7 separate regions of the Mus musculus genome follow, and all the other regions are linked to region 2. A link is a loop called in an ENCODE intact Hi-C map of the cell type or tissue named here. Cell type or tissue: left cerebral cortex. All regions are shown on one strand.

Region 1 (4,000 bases), 320 kb before region 2:
TCCTTCCTTCCTTCTCTCTCTCTCTCTCTCTCTCTCTCTCTCTCTCTCTCTCTCTCTCTCTCTCCCTTCCTTGGTGATATTATTATAGTTGGTTTTCTGCTCTCTGAGCAGTGCTGGGTCCCAACTTTGCATCTAGAGTGCCCTAGGTTGCATGGGTGCTTTGCCTCTGGGCTACTGCTTAGCCTGGTTGAGAAAACTGTATCTTACTCCATAGCTGAAGCAAAGAAAAATAGCACAATCAATGTGGATATGAAATTTTGATGGACCTTAGCATTGGTCACTTCCAAGGCCTTTGGGTACACAGACTGCTGATAAACCAGAGGGCTAATCCCAGATGGCACGTGTGCTGTGTGTAACAAGCAGACATGAACCACTACTCTCAGGAGACCTATGGAGAAAGCAGCTACCTTAGACCCCAGCCTAGCACACATGCTCAAAGTGACTAACCACTTCTAGAAAAACTGTGAGGAAAGTACACTAGGAATCCCATTAGGAAGTAAACTCATCATTACAAACAACCAGACTCCTAATTAGCAATGTCTGTAGACAGTTTCCGTGAAAAAGGTAACACTTATGGGTCCCAAGGATTGGGATGTAGGTGTTTTTAGACATCATTATTCAGCAACTAATTTGCTCTGAGTTCATCTGCTTAATAAGAGCCAAGGATGAAGACTCTGGGGAGCATCAGGAGAAACATCCACTTCCTTGTCTCCATGATTCAGCTTCCTGAATAATCTCTGGGCCTTTGGTTTCTTCCATTATTGATGAGAATGTTGCTCCTACAGTCCCTAATCTTGTGACTTCTTGACCTTCAATTTTATATTGATTCTCTGACATCTATAGGGCGAGACCCACATTCTCAAATCTGACTTTCATGGCTTTCCATTAAAATAGTTTGTGTGTATTTAGAATGTAGGTTTAGAAAGCATAGCCTTTCATCCTTCTGTGTATTGAGCTGTGTGACAAGGGACAAGCTACATCTCCAAGCTTAAGTTTTCTCATCTGTTAAATGGATAATGCTGTCCACACCCAAGGATAACCTGCTGAAAAAAAAATTACATATTCAATTGTGGCATGCAGTAGTTTTTTAACTTGTCACTATACTTTATGAAAGTGCCACTTCCAAGAGAGTGTGAACTCTTTAAGAACAGGGCTTTGTCAAGTTCAAATTTGTCTCTAGAGATAATGATCACATGGTTGGCTTATTAACAGAAGCAGGGAGAAAGAATGAAACACAGAACTCCAGGGTAAGGGGAAGAAAGAGGAGGGGAAGAGGGGTTGAAGAAATCCTTTTTCAAAAGTCTCCTCTCTGGACATCCAGGAGAAGACTCCCTAAGTTGTTTCCATCTTGTGTGCCTAAGTCTCTTCTCCAATAAAATTTGCTTTAGGCTGTACCAGATGACCTAGTTCTAACCTCCACACTCTGTTCTGTCCAGGGACCTGAGATGTCATTTTTGCCCAAGCAGACAAGAACAGTCATAATAGACTTGGAGGAAGGTGGCTGCTGCTACTGTATTAGGAAAGGCAGAGAGAAGTCAGGTAGAGGTTGCCTGGACCAGAACAGGTGTGTATCTGAGCTCAGGCATGACTTTGCAGAGGTTTTTGGACTTCAGAAGACATTAGGCAGGTTGGAATTATTCACTAGTCTTGAATCACTGGTTCATTTAGCTGACATCTATCAGGCATTTCCTGCCTGCTAAACCATTTACACACTACAGACTATATTTACATAGAGTGAACAAAGCAGAGAAGGCTCTGGGTTGATCATCTTACAGTTCGGACACTACTGACACTTGAAGCTGGATGCTTCTGTGCTGTGGGACTGTCCTGAACATGGTAAGGTGTTCAGCAACATCCCTGGCCTCTCCCACTAGATGTCAGCAGTGCTCACTCATTGTGAAAACCAAAGCTGTCCTTAAATATTACCCAGGATTCTCCAGTGGATGTGTGTGTGATTGTGTGTGTGTGTGTGTGTGTGTGTGTGTGTGTGTGTGTGTGTAGGTGTTTGGGGGTGGGGGTAGCCTAACTCCTGGGTAAGAATCACTGGCTTACGGGCTGCAGAATATCTTATCTTGTGGACAAGCTACAAGTGAAACGGGAGAAGTGAGCAACAGCTTCCCTGTGCAGAACCTTAGCTTCTCGAGCTGGGACAACTGGTTCCTGAGTGGACTGTTACATGCTGTGCCACATGAGATAGCCCTGTAGGAATGCTAGCTCAGTCCTTGTAACTTTGTCTTTGCAGAGGGGGCCTCCTTCCAGCTCCAGCATTGCTCAATCTCTTTGATACCTGTCCCTTCTCTATTCGCCTGGGCTCCTAGTATTTATTGTTCATCTGTCTATTTGAGACCCACTTCTCACTCTAGTTGGACATTATCTATGCCCTCCTGTTCCAACATTCTGACATGCCTTGCTTCTACTCCAAGCACCAGCCACTTCCCAGCAGTGTTTCCTTTTTCCCAATTGACTAGAAAATTGACTGTAAATTTGGCTCCCTAAATCCACTGTGGCTGCCCAGCTGGGCCCTGGTCCAGGGATGTCTGGGGCTGCGGTGCCAACCCAGCCTGAGGGGCTCTGTTGCTTTGAGAGATGCTCAGGCACTGCTTGTCTCACGGGTATTTTTAGAAGTTTCAACTGATACTAGTTGAATTAAGACTAAAGACCAATGTCAATGTCTGTGCAGCAGCATTGGGGAAGGGAGAGGGGCAGGGAAGAGAGGGGTGAGAAGCCTGAGGAACATGGAAGGAACCTGGCTTCTCTCCTGTCTGGCTTTATTTGCTGAAGCTTGACTCATGCAGGTCAAGTCTCCTCTGTGCATGTCAGTTTTCTAAGAAATAAAATCAAAAGAGGGACTGATACTAATTTCTAAAAAGTTTTCAGCTCAGATGCACTACCTGATCCCCTGGGTCACGAGTTTCTGCCTAGGGCCAGTTTCTGTACCCTTTGATACTGCAGACAAAATAATCCTTCCAAATGTCAAGAACTTATGCTCTGGACCTATAGGTGTAGATCACTGAATATATCACCATCTTCCACAAAATGCTTCTTCTTGTCACTTCCTTATTTAAGATTTCTTTTTGTGTGTCTGTGTTGGGGTATGTGTAGTTTGTGCAGGTGCCCCTGGAAGCCAGGAGAGGACATTGAATCTCCTGGAGGTGGTTGTAGGCTGCCCAGGGTGCATGCTGAGAACTAAACTAAGGTCCCCTGGAAGATCAGCAAGTACCCTTAGGAGCTGAACCATTTCACTAGCCCCTCTTAGCACTTTTGACCCCTTTCCTCTCTCAGATTCTGCCTCTGCTTGGACTAGGAAGGATCTAATGCAGGGGGTGAAATCAAGCTACATGTAGTACTGGAGGAATCCTAGGTAGACTCTATTTCAAGCCACAAAGGGCCTGATAACCCAATTCACTGCAGGAGTCACAGAGCAGTTCAGAAAAGATGGCTTCTGACTGGGCGCCTACACCAAGGTCCTAGCGATTCTGTAACTGAGGATTGGTGGACGCCCCAAACCTTGTGCTCATACTTTAAGGTCCGCTGAAGGGTTTGCTTGAGGATGGGCTATAGAGTGCTGTATCTTTTTAGGAGACCACTCTCTTTTGCTGTGTCTTCACTCCTGACTGGGATTGAGTCTGCAGATCTCACAGGCATTTGTGGAATGGCAAAATACTGAGTCGAGTTCTGTGAGTCTCAGCCTGCACTAACATTGGATAATACTGACACACCTCTTCTCGGCTTTAGTTTTTCCATTTATATAACAGGGGTGACATGGGTTTATTTCAAAGTTTCGCCATAAGATATTACAAGAGCTGATTATTGGCTACTTAATGCCTGCTATCCCAGCTTTGGGGCATCTTCTCCACAAAAGCTAGAAATGATTCCATCCCTAGAAAGGTTGGAGGTTAGGCTTAAAATTAAGATTTTTAGGATCCTCCTGGCTCTGATATTTTAAGACTTTCCCACTCTACTTTTTTTTCTATTCTCTGAAACTTGAAATTTAAGAGAT
Region 2 (4,000 bases):
CCCATGAGCATCTCTTCTCAAACTTCCTTGTCCCCAGGGTGCTCTCTTTAGCCATTCAACTTTGATATGCTATAACAAAAACCGCTTGAAGCATTCTCTACTGGTTGATTCTGACTTCTCAGGGGTCTACAAGCAAGTTTGTGTCTCTTTGAGGCTTTCTCAGTAACACATCCCTGCTTTCCTGCCAGCTCATAACTCATTCCAGTTGACTTCAAGCAAACAACGCAACTCCAAGATGTCACTGATCTATGTAGCAAGCATGAGTTCTCACACTGAAATAAAATACAGACTCACACATGCCAGGAAGGGGGAGTGCTGGAGCCAGATGGCCTCTTTCCCTGAATGTGGAATCTAGAAGAGGGAAAGTTGGCTCAAACTGCCCTTGCCCAAGTCAACCTGCATGGCCTGGAACTCTGCTCATGCAGGAGAGAAGGATATAGTAGTCCTTTTTCTTCTGTAAGTTTCATGATAGACACAAGTAGTGAAGAAAAAAAGAAGCCTATTTATCCAAAAAGTTTTAATTCCTTTGTAAGCTCTATTACTAAATGGTATCTCTGTGCTTGGGATTAACTGGAGAAGAATGAGAAGGAAAACCTGGCAAGAGGCAGACACACCTGGGTATGTGTCCTGGCTCTTGTGTCTAGTTTTGTATAACTGACTGTTTCTGGTTACAAACTTCAGAATCCTAAAAAAGATCAAGAGAGGCTTCAAGTAGAATGCAACCAGGTGCTGTACTTGTGGGTTCCCTTTTCTGGTGTCGAATACTCTCAGAATCCCTGGGCTCCAGAACCTGGGCTCAAGGACAGAGTCAGAATTCAAAGGAACCACGTTTTAAACTGCACTGTCACATTGCAACTTCCCCCTGCCCGTGTGAATCTTCCTCGATAGATGGGAAACATTTTATAGGCTCAGAACTACTATTCATCTTTAGGTCTCTCTCTCCACACTGCAGAGGCACTCTCAGTGAGCACTTGCTGAGCTCAGTGAACTAATCGCCAAATCCACAGCATCCTTGCAACCCCTACATCCCCTACGCCTGTGTTTATGCTGTTCTCTCTGCCAGTGCGGTTAGAACTTCTCATGTTCTCCATGGAGCTCCTGTACACTAATCCCCAAACCTAACGCACTCCTCTCCTTTCTTTGGCAGAATAAATATTTTCTGCTTTGTTCTTCCATTGCACCTTGCAAAACTGATCTCTCGTATCATTCTGTTTTGTCTTTTTCTGTGTCTATATATCACGTCACTGATGACAGGGCTCTGCCATTTCATCTCTATGCCTCCAGCGCCCAGAACAAAACCTGGGAAGGACTGATGTCATTTAGTTTAACTGATTCAACTATTCTGTTATGCCCTCTGCAATGACCCTGTTAAGTAGGAACTCATCATTATGGAGAGTAAGCAGTTCCTTCTTCCCCATGGCTTTTCCTCTGCCATGCCTTTGAGGCTTCTCATTTTTATAGTTTTGCTCTGCCATTCTCCAGCTAGCAACAAAGTCTATCTTTTCTGATAGTGCTTCCCATCTCCACCTCTTTCCGACCCGACCCGACCCGTAGCTTCTATTGTCTGTATCGCCTCTGTGATGATGAAGTGTCATCTGCAGATAAACCCTATTATCCTACAATTGACTATGTGTGCACCACCTAGTGGCATAATCTGGTAAGTGTCATCTGTTTATGTTCTAAATAGCACTTCAGACAGGATTGCAAAATCCATGGTCTAAATGCAAATGAAAACAAAAGCATATGTTTCAGAATGACTGCCTAACAGCTTTCAGCAAAGAAATGGAATAGTCAAGTAATTAGGTTAGAATTTTTCAAAAGTAAAAAATAATAAACGAAAGTGAGAAACGTCATTACTAGAGTAACTAGAGTAATGATCACTGGAAACTGCCGATGGGAAACTATTGCATTTGTAAACGAGGGGCACCTGACTTCCTTTCTACTTGTTACTTGGCTTGCCTCTTGAATGCCTCTTCTTCTGTCAGGCCTTTCTTGACCTGACAAGTCTATGCTGGATTTTACCTGAGGCCCCACAGGAGCAACATTACAATACGTTCCCACGGCTTCTTGACTTCTCTCTCAAGGGGCTTGCCTAGCACCTGACTAATAGAAGAAACCCAACAGAGATCTTCTGGTCACTCATTACCCTCTTTGACAGAACCTCACTCAGTAGGTCACCAGATGAGCTCCTGAGGGTTGGATATCACTCTTCCAAAAGACATATTAGTTACAAACAATTTTGTTTTTGTTTTTGTTTTTGTCAACTGCCTTCATACTTCCCCTCAAATCCCTTTCTTTATAAGCCCCAGGAATGTTGGAACTGAGCCTCAGAGAATTTGGCCTTCTTCATCTGGATGGGGTGATTGTGAGGCTGTGGTTAAAAATGGACTTTTCTTTTTGGTCACGACTGCACTGCAATTATCTCTTAGAATGAAAAGGGACGTAGTGTTCTTGGAGCTCAGGGCTGGTTTTGTGTGGGGGTTCTGTGTGGCAGAGGAGAATAGTCACTGATTGTGTGTTCAGTGTTGCTTTCTGTTTTCACGCAGGATAGCTATTTGAGGAACAGCCAGTCTGTCACAGCAGAGACGGGAGACAATTTAGACAAGAGCACCAGCAAGTCCCGAGCGTTCTCCTGTCACTGCAGAAGCCAGCCATTCTGCGGAGGACCTCGGGATTTACATCTCCAGAAGGAGCGCAGGACCATAGGCGGGCAGGCACACATTCGGCTTCAAGCCTCAGGTTCCTCTCTTTCCAACAATCCGACTTCCCTTTTCTTTCCCAGCCCTAGGCTCCTACTAGGCATCTGGACTTTTAATATCCCCTTCATGGAGAACAGTTCACCTGGCACCGACCTTTCGAAACTCACAGTTTTTAATGTCTCTTAACCTAGTCTAGCCTCCTCACTGGGCAAACAACTGATCATTTTAAAGTTAAATCTGCTCTGCTCTTTGAATAATTTAATGAACCTAATTGCATTTTTCATAAAGACTACTTTATAAGCTTGGCTTTCAAGGAAGAATTTTCAAAAAAAAAAAAAAGCAGCTCAAATTAAGCCAATAGAAGAGAGACAAATATTGTATATTTTCCCTCACTTGTGCTTTCTGGGTTTTATATAGGTAAGTAAAATTATCTATCTATCTATCTATCTATCTATCTATCTATCTATCTATCTATCTATGTATTTATGTATCTATCACTTGAAAGTAGAAGTAAACCTAGGAGACAAAGCAGACAAATGGGTGGAGGATAGAGGTGGGGAGGGGAGGGATGGTATAAAAATATGTTTAACATACACTACATACAAGTGTGGATGCTAAAAGAAAAAGAAAAAAAAAGAATTTGAACAGAGGTACCTTGCATGGGTAGATAAGGTGACTCCCAGAAGCCACAGGCTATTAAATGACAATCCCAGAGCCAAAGCTAGTCTACTTCCTTATAAATTGTTGGCCAGAGAGGTCTGTGAAGATCTCCAAACAACACAGGGTATTTATTTCTACTGTTCTTGGTTACCTAACAGAACTAGATTGTAAGACCCTGCCTGAAGACACCATATATTTTGGTTGGTTATGGACAAAGAGAAATCAAGCCACCATTATGTTGGCTAGCTTTCATAGTACCAGAATGTGTTGTGCAGGGTGCTAGGAGGAGATTTTTACTAGCAGACTTACTCAGCCATGGACCCTGCATGCCACACCACTGACCTGACAGCAGCATGAGGCACCAATTGGCACAAATGGTGGAATGACTGTTATGGGATTGATAAACTGCTCTCTGATTAGATTTGAGGCCTGCTCTAAAGGAGAAAGTTCATGTCTATTACTATAAACCTAACAAAAGCCCATGTCTAGGCCCTGGTGGGAAGTCATTTCTATTGTTTTTGTAAATATACATAATATCTTGTCAAGCTACATTCTAAATGTTTACCTCTGTGGTCAGCAGAATTTCTTTTTTTTTTCTTTTTTTTTTTAATTAGGTATTTTCCTCGTTTACATTTTCAATG
Region 3 (4,000 bases), 1.3 Mb after region 2:
AGAACTGCAGGTGAGTGATGCTAAGCCATCTCTCCAGCCCCTGCAGTGGTTTACAGAAAGGAAGCTGAAGCACAGAGAGAGGCTTGATTGTGAATTAGAGAGATAATAAGCTAGGACAGAACTGTGATTTATACCAAGGTAGATAGGTTCTAAAATCTGCTTCACAGCCACACCCATCCTCCCCCTGCTGGAGAAATGGAGCAGTCCCAAAGAGACCTTCCCTTGTTCTGGGAGGTGAGGTTGGGGGCAAATTTGAGGCCAGTCTGGGCAACAGAACAAGACTCTGTCTAGGGAGGGAGGCTAGCTCGATGAAGAGTTCTTCCTGATATTTAAGCATCCTCCTAACAAGAAGGCCAGCCCCTTCCTGGTTTAGCGAATGAGAATCGACCCTGCCTGATGTCACACACCATCCAATGCCAGTCAAGTTTTGCACCCTTGTCCTTAACTATGGACAAAAGCCAAGGACAGGGACTGGAGAGAAGGCTCAAATGGTCCAGTGGTTAAGAATGCATACTGACTGCGCTTGCTAAGGATCCAAGTCCTGTTCCAAGCACTCACACTGGGTGACTCTCAACTGCCTGTAACTCCAGCTCTTGGGAAATGCAACACCTCTGACTTCAATCATGCATGTGTATACACACACACATGTACTCACTCACTCACACACACACACACACTTAAATATAAACTTCTTTTTAAAAAAATGCCAAGAACTGCTACAGATTAGAGATGCTCCAGCATGAGAAGGGGCACAAAGCCAGGCAGAATTCCATAAACCAAACACACAACTGGGAAAGTGGAGAAGACGGAGGGAGAATCAGGAACATCTCCAGAAAGATAAAGAGGCTGTGACGGTGTTGGATGGGGTTGAGAAGAACAAAATAATCAGAGTTCTTAGAAAACTGGGATGTGATAGTCAGAAGTCACTAGGACAAAAATTCAAGGGATAAATTGGAGTAGACATTGAAAGCCAAGGTGAAGGGAAACGGAAGACAAAGGAAGCCAAGAGATCAATCCTAGAGGCCAGAGACAGACTTGGGAGCTTCAGGAAGCAAGCAGAAAGATTATGAAAGGAAAAAAAAAAAGTCTCACAGAACTGAAGGAGACGTGTGTGTATTTATATTGAAGAGGGGCCACTCAGGACCAGACACATAATGACAGAAGCCATCAAACTATATGCATTGTCCAATTCCGAACATAAATGATGTCCTCGGGTGTCAAGAGAGGTTATACACAAAAGGGAACATGACTCTGAAGGCACGCAGCCTCTCTGCCTCAGCTCTAAGTGTGCAAGAGGAGAGCCGGGCAGAGCATCCTGTCCTGCAGGGGAATGATTTCAACCATCAATCATCCAGGCAGAAGACAAATAAATCCACAGACTAGAATTCCCGGCTCCTGCCCCACTGCGGAACCAGGGGGTGGAGGCGGCAGGGAGGGGGGAAGGGGCCCAGAGAGAGAACCAAAAATCAAGGACACAAGAAAAAAGTCCGGAAGAAACCCACGGGACTGCCGGGAGGGGAACCCCTTCCTATAAAGGGGGAGACTTTGTAAACCCTGGCAGGGTTGTTGTGGAGTAATTCTGATAGAGCTTTGGGGAAGACAAAAAGCTACATTTTCTTGCTAGAAATGCTGATCATTGAGTTACCTAATAATAGTGCACCAGATACCCTGGGTAGGCTGGGCCTGCAGAGCAGCTAATTCCTTACTTACTCCAGCAGGAAGACAATAGATAATGTTTAATGTTGGTAAATTAGGAAATAGCAGTCTAAGCATGTTATTTTGAAGTATGTAGGGAAAAAAAAAAAAACAGAAAACAAGGGTGAAAAAACGGCTAAAATGGTTGCAACTGAGCGGATGGATTGGGCGAGGCAGGGATGACAATCACTCAATGAAAGCCTTCCTGCTTGGGCTTTGCATTTCCTGAAGCATTTTCACGTGCAGTATCTATCTCATAGGCACCTTCAAGAATTCCCGTCGCAGGAGAAAGAAATAAAAGGCCAGGAGGGACCATGACCTCTCAAGGTCACAGGTGAAGCCCAGACTACCAGCGCTAGCTCGGCCCCCACCCCCTCTGCGTTCCCGCACCGGTCGAAACAATTGGAGATCGGTTAAAGGCCAGCCAGGGTGTCGGACAGCGTGCCCTGTCCCTCGATTCCTCAGACCGTGTCGCCGACCTCGGCCCGCAGCGTGAGTGTGGGCGCGGCCTGAGTTCGCTGGGCCACTGCCCTGCGCCGACCGCCGCCGACCGCCGTCCGCCCTCTGTCCTTGGGAGGACACGCAGGGAAGCCTCGCGCAGTGCAGCAGCGCCCCCTGCAGGTCATCGAGCTCTGAGCTTCCAGCTGGCCCCAAACGCTCCGGGAATGGACCCTGACATGCTCCTCCCTGGCCCCTGCCTCGCACAGGGGCTGGGACCACCCCCTGGCCGCCTGTGAACCAGGGCAGACAGTGACAAAAGAGGTATCTTCCCCACAACTGCAAAATGTGTCGTTCAGCCAGACCCCTTCAGAGGACCAGTGCTGCGGCTAAAGATGGTGACAAACACCCGAAGATCTCAAAGCATGTGTAGCATGTGTAGGACACTGGCATCCACACCCTCCCAGAGCCCTGGATCTCATGATTTCTAGCGCCCTTCAAACTGCCCTCTTAAGAGTGTATGCTCCAGAAACAAGGGAAGAAAAATGAAAGGTCTTTGCCTCATAGCCCGGAACCCCCTGGATGACCTTGACCTTGGTCTAGTCTATGGGCATATCACCTCCAAGGGTCTTTGACTCCCCCAGTGTGGCCTATGTTCCTCGTGCTTATCAAATACTTCAACCGTGGCCATGACTGACCTCTACCGGCAAAATGAGTCACTACACCGGGGACCAGCCCCTAGGCCTGAGAGACCCCCTGTGGATCCAGCCCACAGGTTAGAGAGCCACGCTCTGTATTTACATGGAGAAAAATCTCCTTAGAGAGCAGCAGGACGAAAAGAAACCTAACAATCTTTTCAGCTTCGTTTTTCAAAGGAAGAGAGAGCCCTGCAGAGCTTCCTAGAAAAAGCCAGGTCTTCACGTAGGTTTTAGCAAGCTCAGCAGTGTTGAGATTAACAAGCAAGACCCCAGGAGTCCAACTATCTGGCTCTGAGTACCAACTTTGTCTCTCTTAGATTCTTTGAGTTTCATCAAATTACTAAAATTCTGTCTCAACTTTTGCTGCTATAAGTTAAGCTGATAATAGATAATTCACAGACACTTAGTGCCTGCGAATTAATTAACTACATAGCCATTCTATGAAGTAGGTAGTTACCAGGTAACAGTGAGGAACAGAAATGCCACACAAGAAGTAAGTCACACAAAGACGAAGGTACAAGCCTTCTGAATCCCTGCTTTTACTTGTCACAATAGGCTGGGATGCTACCAAGACCCCAGTTGTTAGACCCCAAGACCCCAGAGTCCTGGAGACTCTCTGGGCTGATGCGTGCAAAGTATTTAGAGTGGAGGGAGGAACGCAAGATGCTTTCGACTGTGTCTTTAATTGAGATGAGCACAAAATATCTGCTGCTATGCCCTCTGTGTGCCAGATACTGACTTGGCAACTTGGCTTCAGTAGTGAGCATCCAGGCCTACCATTGTAGGACTCAGGATTCAAGGTGCCAGGTAGTCCTGTTGGAAGGCCACCCCCTTGCAGCAAGTGCAGGCACATCACCAAGAGGGTAGGAACACCTCCACCCTGGGAGAGGAAGGCAGAACAGTTGTTTCTGGGGATGCTGGCCAGGCAGAGGTGAGATGGGATGGGGAAGGGGCCCCTAGGGCAGCCGTTCACCACACTTTGCCTTCTCACAAATTCTTTCTTTTATTATGTTTTTAATGTTATTAGAACTATGTCAGTTACACACACACACACACACACACACACACACACACACACATCTTCCTCCTTCTAGCTCATCCCAGGTACTCTCGGAATAGCAAATGGAGACCATCTTGGAAACCCACAAATGGATGCAACGCAGAGGTCA
Region 4 (4,000 bases), 170 kb before region 2:
TTCCTAGATCAAGTTGTGGGTACCACTACTTGGTGACTTGATAGGCAGGTACCAAAGCCCTCAGTATAATACAGGCAGGCTCTTGCCATTCCTCCTAGTTGCCCACCAGAACTAAATTCCCAGACCCTATTGCTGAGATAGCTCACACATTTGTGGAAAGGTACAGAGAAACCAAGCTTGAACTGTGCTAGAAGCCTCCCTTGTGACTAGCTCACATGCTAACTTGACAAGCAAAATGAATCCATTGATGTAATTATAATGGCCTGACTATTGTGGGATCAACAAACTGCTTTCTGTTTTGATTTGAGCCCTTTTCCATAGGAAAGAATTCATCCTTGTGCTGAAAACATGCTCAAAAATTTAGAGGTGATATGCCATAGAGGAGAACTTACTGCTGTTTTTGTTGATGATGATGTTGCTGTTTTATTTTGTTTTATCTAAATTGACATGGTGCAAAATGGCCTTGTAAATATTTTTATGTTTTCACCTACAGAGAAATGCTCAGCCTTAATCAGAGAAACTACTCTTTGCTGTGAGTTCACAGACTCATGGCTGTTCAAGATGATAAGAATAAGTGATCATTGAATACTTAGCCTTAAACATGACATTTATTCTACCCCCTGTAAGGTTCAGGGAACATCCCAGATGGGGGCCAGAAAGAATATGAAAACCAGAATATAGGGAGAAGTGCTGTGAGATATTATGTCCAGAGCATGACACAGCCATGGTAATCATGACCTTACAACAGCTCCGTCCATCTTTCTGAGTCTCCACAAGACTGGGTATGTCAACAGTTAATCGTGGATGGGAAGAAGCTCATGAGGCCATACTACTTGCTAAACTATCTGCTGTTGTGTATGCTAGAGGAGAGGCAGTCACTACCTTCAGTTGTATCACTGGTGAGCCCACCAGGCTTTAGTGTAGTTCCAAGATCATGGTCACAAAGATGACAATGGTGGGCCATAAAACAAAGACAAAAGACAGGAATGTGGAAAAGCAACTGAGAGTAGGGAGCATTGACAGGGGTGGGAAGGGAATAAGAGTGCATTGAGATAAGATTAAAGAGAATACATCATATATATATATATATATATATATATATATGTATATGTATATATATATATATATATATATATATATATATATACAGAATAGATCATATATATGTGTATGTATAATGTATACATGTATGTACATGTATGAAATAGCCAAGAATGAGGAGCTTAACGATGGATCAAATAAAGAATTTTCTAGTCCAGTTGTTATTCCCTTCTTAATGAAAGCCTGAGGGGGGTGGGGAAGAGAAGAGGAATTGGAAATACAGCAGGAAGGAGCTGAGACACCCAGGACCAAATTCCTGGTACTACAGCACAGCTGCAGTCACAGAAAGATGGGCGATTTCAGAAAGAATAAAGCAAAACCCAGGCCAGTCCAATTAGTGATGAGCTTCAAGAGGCTCTGGCAGACTCCAGAACCAATATGGGGGTGGCATGCTGCAAAGCTTGGAAGTCTGCCATCCCAGCCTCCCACTGGGATGTTCAGGTAACGCTGAGGGAGTTGGAAAGGCTTTGCATGGTTGTCTGTCAAGTCACCCACATGGAGAGCATCACAGTAGACAGGAGAAGTCTGGGAAAGGCAGCGTGGGCTGGCCACCCACCCATGAAACCATAAGGGGAACAAATACTGTTTACCAACACAACCATCACCCTCTCCCCAGGGAGAAATGTATCCAAGGGACAGCTCTACCCATGACATTGACACTAGGCAGGTCAGGACTTGAGCTGCAGTTACTATATAACTGACCCCAAAAGCCTCAAAAGGTTATTTGGGCTGTGAAACATGCTGGTGTCTGTTACAGTGCTCAGCACAGGTAGACATCAGACACAGGTTAGTGACTACCTCCTTGGATTTGCTTCCTCCTCTTCTCTATTCCTCTTTGCTTTGCATGCAGGGAAAGAGGCTAGGGAGGATTGTAGTGCTCTTGCCAGGAAGTCCTCTAAACTCTGAGTAACAGCTGATGCTCTTGATATATTTCCTGCAAGCCAGGACTGTTAGAGGTCTTACCTCCACTTGCTTATATCATCCCTGTAGCCCTGATAGGTGTGAATCTCATTAACGTGTCTGTGATCACAGAGCTGATGAAAGGAAGAACCAAGGCCAGGTAGCTTCAGGATTCACACTACCAAACACCACCCAGCAGAGATACCAAACGCACCTATTCCTTCTCGTGGTTGTAGCTCCTTGCTTCTCTGATTCTTCCATTTAATCTTTCTATTAGCTCATCTGGCCCAGGGCTAAGTAGAGGTTAGATGCATGTATTAATTATTTTTCTTGTCTTTGCAATAAAATACCAGGAAGTAGTGTGTGGGGGGGATTATTTTGATTCATAGTTTGAGACTGGACAGTCCACTGCGGAGGGGAAGGCACAGCACCGGAGGCTGTGTGCAGAACTTAGCAGTGGGAATGTGGGAGCTGATTCATGATGACATCAATCAGGGAGCAGAGAGGGCTAGAGGCAGGATTAAACTCCAGTGGTAGCCCACGAGGCCATCCCTTACTAGATGAGTGTGGTTTACGTTTTTTTAACGTTTTAACTGTCTGTACAAATTAATTCCTTTCAAGTGTCCTTTTCCTCAATCATAAAACTGGTTGGCCATCATGCCTTTCTCCAAAGACTGCCTTTGTCAAATTCTTTGCCTCGTGTCTAAGAAGAGTGAGAAACATGGACAATAGGGTGCAGGGCAGATGGAACTTTAATAAGGAAAACCAAAAAAGAACTGAGAGCAGTGGGAGGAGTGCCATGGAAGGGTCAGGTCCGTGCTGCCATGCTGTGCCTGGTGGCCTTTATGGACCTGATTGAGAAAACTGACAGAAGTTGGGATAATCATTATTGACATGGGTCATATTTTAGCACATCACAGACCAAGTCAGTGAGGAATCTGTGTGCCCATGCCTGCCTCATGACCCAGCTGTAGAGGTGAGCACTGGTACTCATCCTGTCGGTGGAGCATAATACTCTATATAACCAGCCTCTGGTCTGCTATGAGTTTGACTTCTGGGAGATAACTCCTGTCTCACCAGCACTTTACACAGTAGGGGTTTGAGGGTTGTTGATGGGAGGTGGTCCTTTCCTTTCACATCCTCCCTTCTGCAGCATCATCTTGCATTGCCCATTCAACCAATATCCACCAGTTAACACTCTGTGCCAGGCATTAGGACCCCAATGGAGATCATGATGATAAAGATGTCTGTCATCTCTCAGTTTCTCTCAAAACTCCCCTGACCCTTATTTGGACCCCATAATGCCATCCTACATACACCATTTGTCCCATCACTTCATAGACTGTCCTGTCTCTATGGCTTGTTAATCTGAACAAATCTCACTTGGTTCTTCTTGCCTCTCTCTAGCTGCAGCTCTTCTCCACCTGATTCGATCATCTCCATTCAACAATTACACCACCAAAGATTTAGAAGGAAAGAGACTATTCTTCTCAGAGCCCATGATTATGTCACTTGCAGACTACAGAACTCTATGGCGGCATGTCACCAAGATTCTACACTTCCCCGTTCTTGACCTAGAGAAAATCCCCTGCTATAAGTTGCCCATGTTAATTCTCCCACATTCCCAGAGATACGGGGAGCCCTGGGATTTTTTTTTCCAATTGCATTCTCTGAGCTGCTAAGAAATGCCCACATCAGACTAATCACCTTCTAAACAAATGGTATAGACAGACAGGGTGGGGGCTGACCTGGCTGCACAAGCTGCTGTTTTCAATTTAGAGGCCATGCATTATTTACACTGCCATTATTCCCCTCGATTTGACTTCACGCTTTAGCCCTAATTTCAGTATAATCAAAACCAATGAATATTTAATCAGAATTGCTTCCAGAAATTGAGTAATGCCATTAACATAATGGCCCCCAACTTCAAAGCTGCTTTCCTTCAAATGCCTCTGACCTACACCTTTCCACATGGCCCTCCAGGTACCCAACTATATTT
Region 5 (4,000 bases), 87 kb before region 2:
ACTTACAGCCCTGTGCCTCCAGGACCTGTCTAGGAGGTGATAAGTACTTAACCTTTCAAAAAGAGGACCATGTGGTGTTGATCTATTCCAAATCTTTTGGCCCTTTATTCTAGTAAGCCTACTTTCTAGAGGTATTTATTAAAAAGGAATCAGTCACCAGGCTGAGATACACTGACAGCTTGTCCAGGGATCTTGGACAAGTCACTTTGATTCATGCTAGGTTCATTTTTAGGCTAAAGGAGAGGAAACATAGGTCCCTGGAAAAAGTAGGAAAAGTGTCAAAACCATGAAATCTTTGCAATGTCTTCATTCAGCTCCTAATCTCCGGGTTGTCTTCCAGGTGGAAGGTGACAGTCTCTGCCTACTCAATCAAAGGCAGCACTCTTACCAGCAGCAGCTACATCTCTGCTCTCCAGCCTTGAAGTGGTAACTTCCTTTTCCCCACTTGGTGTGCACCCAAGCCTTCTACAAGTGGATCAGAAAGAAGGCCAAATGTTTCTGCTTGAAGAGGAACCTATGTCTCAGCGTGATACAGCATAGTACAGGAGGCCGAAAGGCTTGTCCTGTTAACAAACTGAATCTATCTTTACCCATTAACCAAGAGACCACCTGCCTGCCTGTCAGCCTGTCTCCTTTCCCTCTTCCCCACCCCCAGGTGTGATCAGAGTTAGGAGGTCAGGCCCTCACCTGAACTAGAAACTGTTTGTACCATCTTTCTCTCAAGGAGCCTTCTGGGAGATGCATAAAGTGGGGTGGAGATGAGGCTACCTAAGGCCCTTCACCTCCTCACCTGTGCCCCTTGGGCAGTACACTGAGGTTTGGTCTCCTTGTCCTAATGATGGCCCAGATGGAACAGTGTCAGAGATTCCTTCTGTGAAAAAGGGCCCCCATCAAAAGGACCTAACACTGCTTCTTGCTCCAAGGAGACGCCAAGGGCCTTAAAGGGAGAGAGGGAGGTACAGTTTTCGAAACTTAAGATGGAAAGCAACACAGAGGGAAGTAACTGAGAGAGGTGAAGGTGAGAGATGGGAGAGATGACAGCTAGAGTAGGCAGCTAGAGAAGCAGAAAATGAAGAGCCAAGGGGAATACAAAAGAGTCAGAAAGAAGAGAGCAGAGTAGAGAAAGCTGACTGACAGCAAGGCGCAGGAGTGTCAGAGAAGCAAGGAAGACAAAGGGGACCCTCAGGTCTTTTTAACTGGTTTGGCCTCTTAGAGACACCTGGTACCCAAAAGAAAGCCCAAGGAGTCGGAACGGGAGGCAAGAGCAAGCGGTGGCTCCCTGGCCCCAGCCGCCCGGCCTCTCCCGGAACCAGCCCCAGGTCCGCCCGGTCCCAACGCCCCTCCCGGCCCGCTCGCTCACCTGCCAGCGCCAGGATCTGGGCCTTGTGGAGCAACAGCGCGCCCCAGTCCCGAGGGGCACGCGGGGGACTCTCGGGCTCGGCGCCCAGCTCCTCCGGGCCCCGGTACACCGCGTACACCTTCTGGTTGTCAAAATCCAGTCGCGAGCGGGGACTGAAGTCGCGCACGCACGACACGGGCAGCGCGTAGCAGACGTTGTCCTCCAGGAACCGCACAAAGGCGTACATGGTGGGCGCCGGGGGCGGGCCCGGGCGCCGGTCAGCCCGTGGGGCGGTGCGGAGGTGGGGACCCCTAGAGGGGCGTGAGCCGCAGCCGGGCCGGGGGCGGGGAGGCTCCCCGGGGCCCCGGCTCCCCCCACTGTTATTGTTCCTGAAAGCCCCGCTCTGCCAATCGGCTGCTCTCGCCTGGGCGCGGAAAAGGGAGGGGAGTGGAGAGAGCCGGGCGAGGGGCGGATGAGGGGGTTTTGAAGCACACCGCCACTTGCGAAGTCAGACCCGAGCAATCACAGCCGGAGTGCGATTGCAGTAAGGTGGGGAAAGAGCATATATGATAGTAGCGTTAGAGGATAGGAGGAGCGCTGCTAAAAGTCGCTTTCGGGCGGATTCAATAGTTTAGTGTTTCGAATTTAGCTAAGCGCCTCCGTTCCTTCAGTCCACCCTCCAAACCCATTTCCCCCTTTTCTCTTTCTTTTGCAAAATTGCCAGCACCTGCTGTGAGGGTCAGTGAGCCAGAAACATTCCCCTAGAGCTGCCAAACCAGTTTTTGGCCAGAACTAGAGTAATCTGAGGTTTCCAGTTGAACCAGCTGCTGGGATACCAGAGGGTTAGACCAGGGCTGTTTTTATCCTAAGGGAGCAGCGGCACCCCTCTTCCCTGTGGTCTTTCTCCATTGAGGAATCGCCTCCACTACTTGTTGATTCTGGGCTGGAACAGTTGGAATGAAACAAGGATGGAGGGCTCTAGGGAGCCAGAGCAGAGGCCGGACTTTCTGGAGTCAGTTGAGTTCAGGAGCCAAACTGGGCAGAACAGCAGTCCCTTCTCTGTTTCCAAAATCACAGATGAGAACCTGGAAAGGTTGGTTCCTGCAGACAAACCACACCTTCCAGAGAAAGAAGGCTGAGAGTTGTACTTGTTCTGTATTGTATGCTTACAGGGAAACTGAGCTATTTATATTCCAATTGTCTAGCTCAATACCAGGGTATTTGTCAGAGAGAGATTGGTGAATTTTGGGGGAAGGATAAACAGAATTTCACATACATCCATTCTTCCACTTATTCTTTTATTCAAGTAACTAATATTTTTCTGAGCACACACTCCATGTTATATTGTAGGCTTGGTGGTCTATAGAAAGAATAGATACCTAGGACCTTGTAGTATTTACTAAAGTATTAGAACTTGAATCTCAGTTGGATCCTATGTCAATATTAAATTACTGTCTGAATAACCCATTTTTTCTGCTACTTGTAATCTTTCATTCTAGTCTGAGAGCATTAAGAAAGCTTAATAATGAGGTTATAGTGAGAAAAGTATTCTCATAAAGGCATGCATAAAGGAGGTGGTAGATTTAACGAAATGCTATGTTTTTAAAAACTCATTTAAATAAATTTAACCTGTAACAAAACAAGTGCACTGAAATGTTTATTATGATTCTGAGTTTCTTGCATAGGTGAGAGATTTTGTTTTCTCTTGTACTCTTTATGCTCATATTCCACATACACACATTCTTGTTGCTAGTCCTCACAATAATAATAAAAGGCATTTAACCATTTTAAACTTTAGGCACTGTGCTCACATTCCAAATCAGCTATACTCATGATAGAGATAAAGCCAAACTCCCAAATTCACTTCATTGTGATTTGAGGAGTACTTTATACTGTTGAACTCCACACAGCTCTCAAAGCCTGAGTAGCAGGTCAGATAAAGTTCCCTTAAAGCAATCCATTGGTTATATCCAGTCAACTGAATAGGTCTTCAAGCCATCCTGATGAATAATTTCATCCTCACTTATCCGATGACTCTGAGGTGTTCTGGAAAATATGTTCCCCTGATTATTATTTATTTTTGACTATGGATTATTTTAGAAATACATCACTTTGGTGGTCAAGGGAATTTAATGAGAAGTAAGATTCTGGTAGCTCATAAGATGAGGCATGCAAAGTTGGCCATATTTAATGACAATCCATGAGACTGCAGACCACATTTTCAAAAATAACTTCAGGTAGCACTCTAGCACATCTCTGCATCTAAGTGAGGGTCACCCCAAAATATCAATTTCATTTTTCATCACTTTCCTGGACACAGCCCACTCCAGAGTCTGCATCAATTATTTAGCATTTCCCAACCTAGCATGACCACAGCCTTGTGCTGGCTTCTTACCCTCATCCTAGGAAGTTCTTCTTTACTGAGTGCATGGCCACCTCAGCTATCCCTGAAAACCAAGTCAAATGCCTTCTCTTTCCCCAGTTCCCTACACTGTTCAAGAACCAACCAGGCACCTTCCAATTTTATCCCAGCATGGTTGATTTCCTCACTGTGTCAGAGGTCAGAGAACTGTGACACTGCTCTATACTTTCACCCTCACAAACCGAGGAGTCCCTCAAACACTTTAAGGATCTCAGGTCTGGCCAAACTGGGATTTGTGG
Region 6 (4,000 bases), 300 kb before region 2:
TAAAAAGCCACGATTGGGTGAAAAACTCTCAGCTACTTAGGAATAAACAAACAAGGGGAGGCAGTAGTCTCGAAGTAGGGGTCTATTTGACCAGAGCTGGGGGTCTATTGACTCTCCAGGGACAGTGGGGGTTCCAGTGTAGAGGAAGTTTGGGGCCAGGCAGGCCAAGTCCCTCAGGTACTCTGTATGGGAGAGTAGGTACTGTTGGGTCATAGGTTCTGGCTCTGCCCCCACCCCCACCCCCACAAGTATGAAAGCTCAATAAGGGAATGGAATACCTTCTTTCCTGAAAGAAGGTAGTGACTGCTTCAAATGGCTACCTTGAGAACTAAGCCAATAGAATGCTTAGCACAGAGAGACAAAACACAACTTTCCAGGCACCTTCCCTATGCCATAAATATTTCCTTCCCACAATCCCAGGGGGCAGAGGGAGCCTCTTGCACATGACTTTTACTAAAATGCTTCTCCAAAGGCAAGAGAGCTTGGGATATTGTGGTTTGCCCTCAGCATACTGAGTAGACTCAAACTGCAGTCAATTTTTGTATGGGAAAACTCAAGAGTAGAGGTCTCTTTGCTTTAAGACTGGTTGTCCATGGTGGTGAAGACAAGTCTCTGCCCAGGACACCAGATGACCTCTCGGCATCTCTCTAACCTTCTGGGAGCCCCAGTGATCACAGAGTACTGTGCAGCCTGGGAAGAGCCATCAACCCTTCCTAGAAGCCAGTCAGGGCATGAAGTACTTATATCAACTCATTTTCTTCTCACAAAGACCCTGGGAGGTTTGTATTATTATCTCTATTCAGGAGGCTCAAGCCCAAAGAGGCCACAGTAAGTTGTCTAGAGCTACACAGGTTTAGAAATGAAACCAGACCCATGTCATTTTAGAGCCAGCATTTCTAACTGCCTGGCCCTATGCCACTTGCTGACCCTGCTTTTCTCCGCATCTGTGCTGAAATATATGACAATCTTTGAGGACAGCTAGAAGGATACTGTCTAGACATGCTTGCATTATCCTTGTGTCTGGTTAGGCCACAGGCAGCTGGATGCTCAGACTGTGTTTTAGGACCGAGTCCTTGGCTCTCATGAAGGATCACTGTGAAAGATACCCATGTCTCATGTGATCCATAGGCTGCCCTCTGCTGAAGGAGTACTCATGAACCAGAGGCCAGAGCCCACTCTCCTGGGCTTCCAACATGAATCTCTCAGACAAATGTCTTCTTAGGAGTTCGGTGCTGGGAAACATTCCTTGTTTCTTTGTGGTACTACATGCTTTTGCTTCAATTTGCCACAAGTCATAAATAAATTAGCAAATACATTCAAGTCACACTGGTGGGTGTCCTGTGGGGCCTTAGAACATGACTCCTTCCTTACCATAAAACTTCCTTGTAAGATGCACTATGAATAGAGACTCCTTGACGTCAGATACCCTTCAGCTGACTATACCTTACCTCGGCTCAGAGTCCCTTATCAGTGCTTAGACAAGAAGACCCATGTCTTTCCTAGGGGAGACAGAGGAGAGAATAGAGCACAGAAGGAAGTTCCTTCAAAGTGAAGGAGAAGTCTACAGTTTCCTGAAAGACTCAAAACAATGATATTTGATTCTGAATTGTAGTGCCAAGAAAAAAAAAAGGAGGGGGAGGGAAGCTTGGAGGGGGTTTTGAAAAGAGGACAAGAATAGCAGAAGGCCTGCCAGGTGATATGGCTGAAAGGGAGATGAACAATATCGTAGGGACTGCGTGCCACACTCAGGACACATGACTTCATTGACCCCTCAGTCAGGTACAGAGTCAGAGCACTAAGTAACCTTCTGAAGTCATCTCAATGGAGTGCTCTGGGTCTAAATGTGATATGAATACAAAGCACTAAGTACAAGGTAAGAGGGAAAAGAACATAAGAAAGAACTGAAGTCATGGGAAGGGGGAAGGGGGCTGAGTAGGGTTGAAGATGAGGGAGTGAACAAGGTGAGGGAAGGATGCAGACAGCCACACATGAAACATACATGTGTCTAAGAAAGCACCAAATAGATGAACAGACAAAGGTAATGGAGAAGAGGAAGAGAGAGTCAAAGGGATGGCCGGTAGGGGATAACGCTCATGCTAAGACCTAAGAGAAGTCAGGAAGTGCAAGCCTCCCTCTTCCAGATCCCCAAAGATAGCTGGGAGCTGGTGGTGGTGAGGGCAGAGCTCAGGCGGTAGCCTAGACAAAGGAAGGGGTTGTCTTCAGTCTTCTGGTGGGAAAAAAACTGGCTCTCTATGGTAGCCATGCACCCCAGGGCCAGGAGGGGGCGCTTCAACCTCAGGCAACTGCAAGGAAGCTGCTGCTAGAGTCTTCAGGTGTCTCTGTGAGCCAGGAGGGAAGGAGCCAAGCCAGGAGTGAGAAGCCAGATCTCACCAAACCCCCAATAGTTCTAAGGGTTCCTAGCCCTATGGCTAGCACTTCTCCCATGCCATCAGATCAGTGGACATGAGTTTGACACTGAAATTATTTGGGTCCTCCCTGGCTGTCCTCATGCCATCAAGAACCACCTCTGGGCCTGTCCCTGTCTCCATCTCTTCCAGATGGCTTTCTGTTCGAATGGGTAGAATGCCTCCCTCTTCACCCTGCATGCACCCCGACCCCCACCAAAAATCTCTCCCTTTGTGAGTGGAACACTTTCAGACCCACCTCTCCCCTACGCATTTGATCTGCACAACCTCATGTACTAGCTAAATCAGAGAGAACTGAAAACAGAGGGAGGCATCAGTGGTCTGTGGTCACGTGACCAAATAACCCCCAGCACTTCCCAGTCACTGAATTCTATTAGGCAAATCCAGGTCTCTTAACTCTCATCCCTGTTTTTTCAATTCCAGATTAGGGAGAGAGTGGGTTCCACACATGTGTATAACTGAGACCAAATGTGAAATCTCAGCCACCCCGAACTCCAGCCTCAGCCAAGCTCCAGCACTGTCTTAATGCTGACACTGATTACACTGTGACTTTGTCCTCATGAAATAATTTATTTAATTTAAAAAACAAACAAACAAACAAAAAGCTGTGCTGGTGAGAACAGATTTGGAAGTCTAATCCCAGCGAAATAACTGAGTACTCCAAACACATAGCTAAGAAGACTACTATTTCAAAACCACAAGAGCCCCCTAAGAATCTCAGAGACACCTGGTCCAAGCACATTGCCTCTAGTCTGATAGCCCAGAAATGAATAACTTGATTTCACCTAATACATTACTTGGTTAGAAAGAGTAACAATCGTGGTGCAATTTACTGAGTGCCTACTACGTTCTTGGCAATTGAACAGGCACTGGAGTATATTTCCCAGTGTTTGCATCTACTCAAAACACCCCTGTGAGGTAAGTATTAGAATGACATCATGGCAGATTAGCTGACAGAGAATCAATGCAACCAAGTCATTGGAGCCACACCACTGGTAAAAAGCAAAACCAGGATTTGCATCCGATCCAGCCTGGCTGGGGAAGGTGCTTTCTTCCTTACCCTGTTATTTAACATGCCAGCTGTGAGCTACAGTTCTGCTATAAGCTTCATCACTTTGTGTCTTCTCTTCAAAGACCATATTTTAGTGGGGTGATTAGAGGACGAGAACATGGGGAAGAAGCCCTATTAACCCAAGGCAAATCTGTGTAGACTGAGAGCTCTGGTCCTGAGCCTCCTCAGAGTTCCCTCCAGCTCCCTCCCTCTTTGGAGACACATCAACAAGCCAATCACGGCCATAGCCCAGCTAAAGGCCCTTGTCTCAGACAGAGCTGGCAGCTGCCTCCTCTTATTGGCAGCACATTTATCATCTTGAGGAAAATATTGACGGAAAGAAACCCTAGCCAGGCAATGTGTCTCTGCCGGGTGTGCAGCCTGGGGTGAGACGTGGTGTTGATTCTGAGGTTGTTCTATGGAGAACAGCTGGTGCTCCAGGAGTCTGACAAATTCCTAAGAAGGACTATGTCCAGCACTTAGTAGATGTCTAACAAATGTGAGTTAGATCCAAATTCAACTC
Region 7 (4,000 bases), 310 kb after region 2:
TTCTGACATTTCACGAATAAGAGTTCCTCTCCGAGCAAGCCAAATTAAGCATGGCCTGGTTCTAGGTTTCTTTGGAACAATGATTTGAATTAATTTTGTTTTTATAGCTCAAAGAAAATCTGTGTGTTACTCATAAAACCAGCAGTCTGTGAGCCAAATGGGATGAGAAAGGGAAGATCTCTTAGGGCCATGCCAAATTCTTCCTACTTCCCTTCCTCCCATTTAGGAAATAACCAAGAACGTATCTTTGATGGGACAGCAATGTGTGTCCACAATAAGGGCAGCTGTGATTAAGCTCCTCACCCTACAGAATTTATCTTAAATTACTCTAATTACTAGCTATTTGGTTTCAAGTACATATAACAATCTGTGATGCTGGAGAAGCCAATCTGGTAGTAGGCAGAAGTGAGATAGCATTGCTCAAAAGGAAAGTCATACTGACTGAAGAGGAAACATCATCTACAAAGAGAATGAAAACCATCAGAATGCTTAATTGGAAGACAAGCTAATCACTGAAAGCATGGACTAACAAGTCAGAGAAATGACAGTTTTGCAAACATGGCTCTGAGGTTCTCTTGTGGCTATGTATAAAGGAAGGAGAGAGGCCAGTGTTTAGGAGAAATCAAGATAGGCTTGCTTTAACTACTCAAAAATATAGATATAGAAGTAATATTCAATTAAGAAAATCAGGCAATGGAGAAAGCTATAAAGGGATATAGCAATAGAAGAGTGCTTCCAATACCTAGGCTCCACCCTTCACAGGACCACACCAGTGGTCAGGGTGCTTGTTATTGGTCAGTTGGTTGATTTGTATCTTTGGTTAACTTGTCACTGAAATCCTGTATATTTTTTTTCCAGGTCACCCTTAAAGGAAGGAAGTTTAAGATGAGGTCACAGAAATGCAGATTAGGAATAGGAAATTGTTTCCTCTTAAATGTTTTCTCATGTTCTTAAATTTCTTCTACATTTCTGCCTACTTTTTTTTTCAATTCAGACCTTGACACATCTTATAAGCTTTTTTTTTCTTTTTTATGGTGTTTAACTTATTTATTTTGATCTTTAAAATTGATCTCATAGTTAGCATGCAATATAATGGGTTCAATTGTAAATTTTTTTTATAGCTTTGGCTGTCCTAGAACTCACTCTATAGACCAGGCTGCCTTCAAACTCATAAAGATCCACCTGCCTCTGCATCTGGAGTGCTGTGACTGTAGATGCAAGCAGAACCACTGTCCAGCAATTAGGATAATTTTATACACACACACACACACACACACACACACACACACACACACACACACATAATTACTTTATGCTTTTATTCCCTCCGAGGCTCCACTTTTCCTCTTGCTTGTCTTATTCCTCTGCTTTCATGGCATATGTATTTCTCTGCCCTCTCTTATTTCTCCCTTTTGACATCTTCCTTTATTCTTACAGTTCTCTTTCTACTTTTATTACACTTTACAATATGTGAACACATATTTAAATTTGGATTCTACATGAGAGAAAGCATGCTATATCCATGAGTCAGCTTTACATCCTTTAACAACCTCTCATTCCACACATTTCCTGAATGTGCCATGATCTCATTTTTCTTTACAGTTAAATAAAATTCTATTGTGTATATCTACCACATTTTCCATGTAAACTCATTTCTTTTTTGATGAGTAAGATGAGTAGTTCCATGTCTTGATTATTGTGGATAATGCAGCAGGTAACAAAGAGTAAGGATATCTGTGGTGTGGTGTGCTGACCTGAGCTTGTTCAGTGATATATACAGGCATTATACAATTATACAAATAATGGCTAGGACATATGGTACTTCTGATTTGAGTTTATATGAGGAATCTCTATATTGCTTTCCATAGTACCTGGATCAATTTCTGTTCCATATACAATGTGTGACAGTTCTCTATTCCCAGTATCCTTTCAAGCATCTGTTGTCATTTGTTCTTCTTCTTATTTTTTTTACTTTTATTTTTATTTTATTTTATTTTATTTTTAATATTTTTATTAGGTATTTCCTCATTTACATTTCCAATGCTATCCAAAAAGTCCCCCATTCCCTCCCCCCCCACTCCCCTACCCACCCACTCCCACTTTTTGGCCCTGGCGTTCCCCTGTACTGGGGCATATAAAGTTTGCATGACCAATGGGCCTCTCTTTCCAGTGATGGCCAAATAGGCCATCTTTGATACATATGCAGCTAGAGTCAAGATCTCCGGGGTACTGCTTAGTTCATATTGTTGTTCCACCTATAGGGTTGCAGTTCCCTTTAGCTCCTTGGGTACTTTCTCTAGCTCCTCCATTGGGGGTCCTGTGATCCATCCAATAGCTGACTGTGAGCATCCACTTCTGTGTTTGCTAGGCCCCAGCATAGTCACACAAGAGACAGCTATATCAGGGTCCTTTCAGCAAAATCTTGCTAGTGTATGCAATGGTGTCAGTGTTTGGAGGCTGATTATAGGATGGATCCCTGGATATGGCAGTCTCAAGATGGTCCATTCTTTTGTCTCAGCTCAAAACTTTGTCTCTGTAATTCCTTCCATGGGTGCTTTGTTCCCAATTCTAAGAAGGGGCAAAGTGTCCACACTTTGGTCTTCGTTCGTCTTGAGTTTCATGTGTTTCACAAATTGTATCTTATATCTTGGGTATTCTAAGTTTCTGGGCTAATATCCACTTATCAGTGAGAACATATCATTTGAGTTCTTTTGTGATTGGGTTACCTCATTCAGTATGATGCCCTCCAGGTCCAACCATTTGCCTAGGAATTTCATAAATTCATTCTTTTCAATATCTGAGTAGTACTCCATTGTGTAAATGTACCACATTTTCTGTATCCACTCCTCTGTTGAGGGGCATCTGGGTTCTTTCCAGCTTCTGGCTATTATAAATAAGGCTGCTATGAACATAGTGGAGCATGTGTCCTTCTTACCGGTTAGAACATCTTCTGGATATATGCCCAGGAGAGGTATTGTGGGATCCTCCAGTAGTACTATGTCCAATTTTCTGAGGAACCACCAGACTGATTTCCAGAGTGGTTGTACAAGTTTGCAATCCCACCAACAATGGAGGAGTGTTCCTCTTTCTCCACATCCTCGCCAGCATCTGCTGTCACCTGAATTTTTGATCTTAGCCATTCTGACTGGTGTGAGGTGGAATCTCAGGGTTGTTTTGATTTGCATTTCCCTGATGATTAAGGATGCTGAACATTTTTTTCAGGTGCTTCTCAGCCATTCAGTATTCCTCAGGTGAGAATTCTTTGTTTAGCTCTGGCCCCATTTTTTAATGGGGTTATTTGATTTTCTGGAGTCCACCTTCTTGAGTTCTTTATATATATTGGATATTAGTCCCCTATCTGATTTAGGATAGGCAAAGATCCTTTCCCAATCTGTTGGTGGCCTTTTTGTCTTATTGACGGTGTCTTTTGCCTTACAGCAGCTTTGCAGTTTCATGAGGTCCCATTTGTCAATTCTCAATCTTACAGCACAAGCCATTGCTGTTCTATTCAGGAAATTTTCCCCTGTGCCCATATCTTGGAGGCTTTTCCCCACTTTCTCCTCTATAAGTTTCAGTGTCTCTGGTTTTATGTGGAGTTCCTTGATCCACTTTGATTTGACCTTTGTACAAGGAGATAGGAATGGATCAATTCGCATTCTTCTACATGATAACCACCAGTTGTGCCAGCACCATTTGTTGAAAATGCTGTCTTTTTTCCACTGGATGGTTTTTGCTCCCTTGTCAAAGATCAAGTGACCATAGGTGTGTGGGTTCCATTTGTTTCTTCACAACAGCCATTCTACCTTCAGAACACTTGTTTGTCTGTGGTAATACTCCCTTCTTTTTTCAGCTCCTGTACATCAATTTCACCTGAGAACTGGGATGTGTAATCAGGTCACAATCTTACCATCCATGTTGCCCTTTCACCTGTTCTAATGTTTGTGCAAGTTTGGAACCTGGTGCTCAAGTTGAGGCAATGAATGGTCCTAAGAGTGTAGAA

The links. Hi-C counts contacts between places; a loop is a spot of excess contacts. Peaks named below come from ENCODE experiments on the same cell type or tissue, not always from the same donor. Only the 100,000 strongest peaks of a DNase experiment are listed, where the experiment ranks them.
Region 1: a loop joins it to region 2, with 3 times the contacts of the local background. A loop is called at or near these places in 7 of 42 quality-filtered maps.
Region 3: a loop joins it to region 2, with 4 times the contacts of the local background. A loop is called at or near these places in 5 of 42 quality-filtered maps.
Region 4: a loop joins it to region 2, with 8 times the contacts of the local background. A loop is called at or near these places in 22 of 42 quality-filtered maps.
Region 5: it touches region 2 in a loop (2.7-fold over the local background); 4 of 42 quality-filtered maps call a loop at or near these places.
Region 6: a loop joins it to region 2, with 9 times the contacts of the local background. A loop is called at or near these places in 30 of 42 quality-filtered maps.
Region 7: a loop joins it to region 2, with 17 times the contacts of the local background. A loop is called at or near these places in 2 of 42 quality-filtered maps.

The regions. Positions count from the first base shown.
Region 1 is chr4:111,643,839-111,647,838 of GRCm38, reverse strand. The region is part of intron 11 of Agbl4 (ATP/GTP binding protein-like 4); the gene reads right to left. Among named protein-coding and RNA genes, the nearest start is that of Spata6, 74 kb to the left of the region's middle. In left cerebral cortex, a CTCF peak has its summit at 1,856 (motif pointing right); DNase peaks (open chromatin) are centred at 1,881 and 2,492.
Region 2 is chr4:111,325,823-111,329,822 of GRCm38, reverse strand. The region is part of intron 5 of Agbl4 (ATP/GTP binding protein-like 4); the gene reads right to left. Among named protein-coding and RNA genes, the nearest start is that of Bend5, 87 kb to the left of the region's middle. In left cerebral cortex, a CTCF peak has its summit at 1,649 (motif pointing left); DNase peaks (open chromatin) are centred at 298, 1,652 and 2,519; H3K27ac peaks cover 1,860 bases.
Region 3 is chr4:110,049,387-110,053,386 of GRCm38, reverse strand. No RefSeq gene overlaps it. Among named protein-coding and RNA genes, the nearest start is that of Dmrta2os, 72 kb to the right of the region's middle. In left cerebral cortex, CTCF peaks have their summits at 181 (motif pointing left), 2,313 (motif pointing left) and 2,873 (motif pointing left); DNase peaks (open chromatin) are centred at 2,327 and 2,802; H3K4me3 peaks cover 987 bases; H3K27ac peaks cover 1,501 bases.
Region 4 is chr4:111,496,505-111,500,504 of GRCm38, reverse strand. All of the region lies in intron 6 of Agbl4 (ATP/GTP binding protein-like 4), which reads right to left. Among named protein-coding and RNA genes, the nearest start is that of Bend5, 83 kb to the right of the region's middle. In left cerebral cortex, a CTCF peak has its summit at 1,514; DNase peaks (open chromatin) are centred at 1,537 and 1,954; H3K27ac peaks cover 361 bases.
Region 5 is chr4:111,412,761-111,416,760 of GRCm38, reverse strand. The region is part of intron 6 of Agbl4 (ATP/GTP binding protein-like 4); the gene reads right to left. It overlaps Bend5 (BEN domain containing 5), which reads right to left and starts at 1,755. Exons shown (of 6, transcript NM_026279.3): 1 at 1,361-1,755. The coding sequence starts at 1,586. In left cerebral cortex, no CTCF peak of the experiment used is centred here; DNase peaks (open chromatin) are centred at 1,006, 1,030, 1,563, 1,764 and 1 more place; H3K4me3 peaks cover 2,120 bases; H3K27ac peaks cover 1,665 bases.
Region 6 is chr4:111,624,900-111,628,899 of GRCm38, reverse strand. All of the region lies in intron 11 of Agbl4 (ATP/GTP binding protein-like 4), which reads right to left. Among named protein-coding and RNA genes, the nearest start is that of Spata6, 93 kb to the left of the region's middle. In left cerebral cortex, a CTCF peak has its summit at 2,280 (motif pointing right); DNase peaks (open chromatin) are centred at 2,282, 3,511 and 3,744.
Region 7 is chr4:111,015,596-111,019,595 of GRCm38, reverse strand. The region is part of intron 4 of Agbl4 (ATP/GTP binding protein-like 4); the gene reads right to left. Among named protein-coding and RNA genes, the nearest start is that of Bend5, 400 kb to the left of the region's middle. In left cerebral cortex, no CTCF peak of the experiment used is centred here; DNase peaks (open chromatin) are centred at 9 and 1,526; H3K27ac peaks cover 1,319 bases.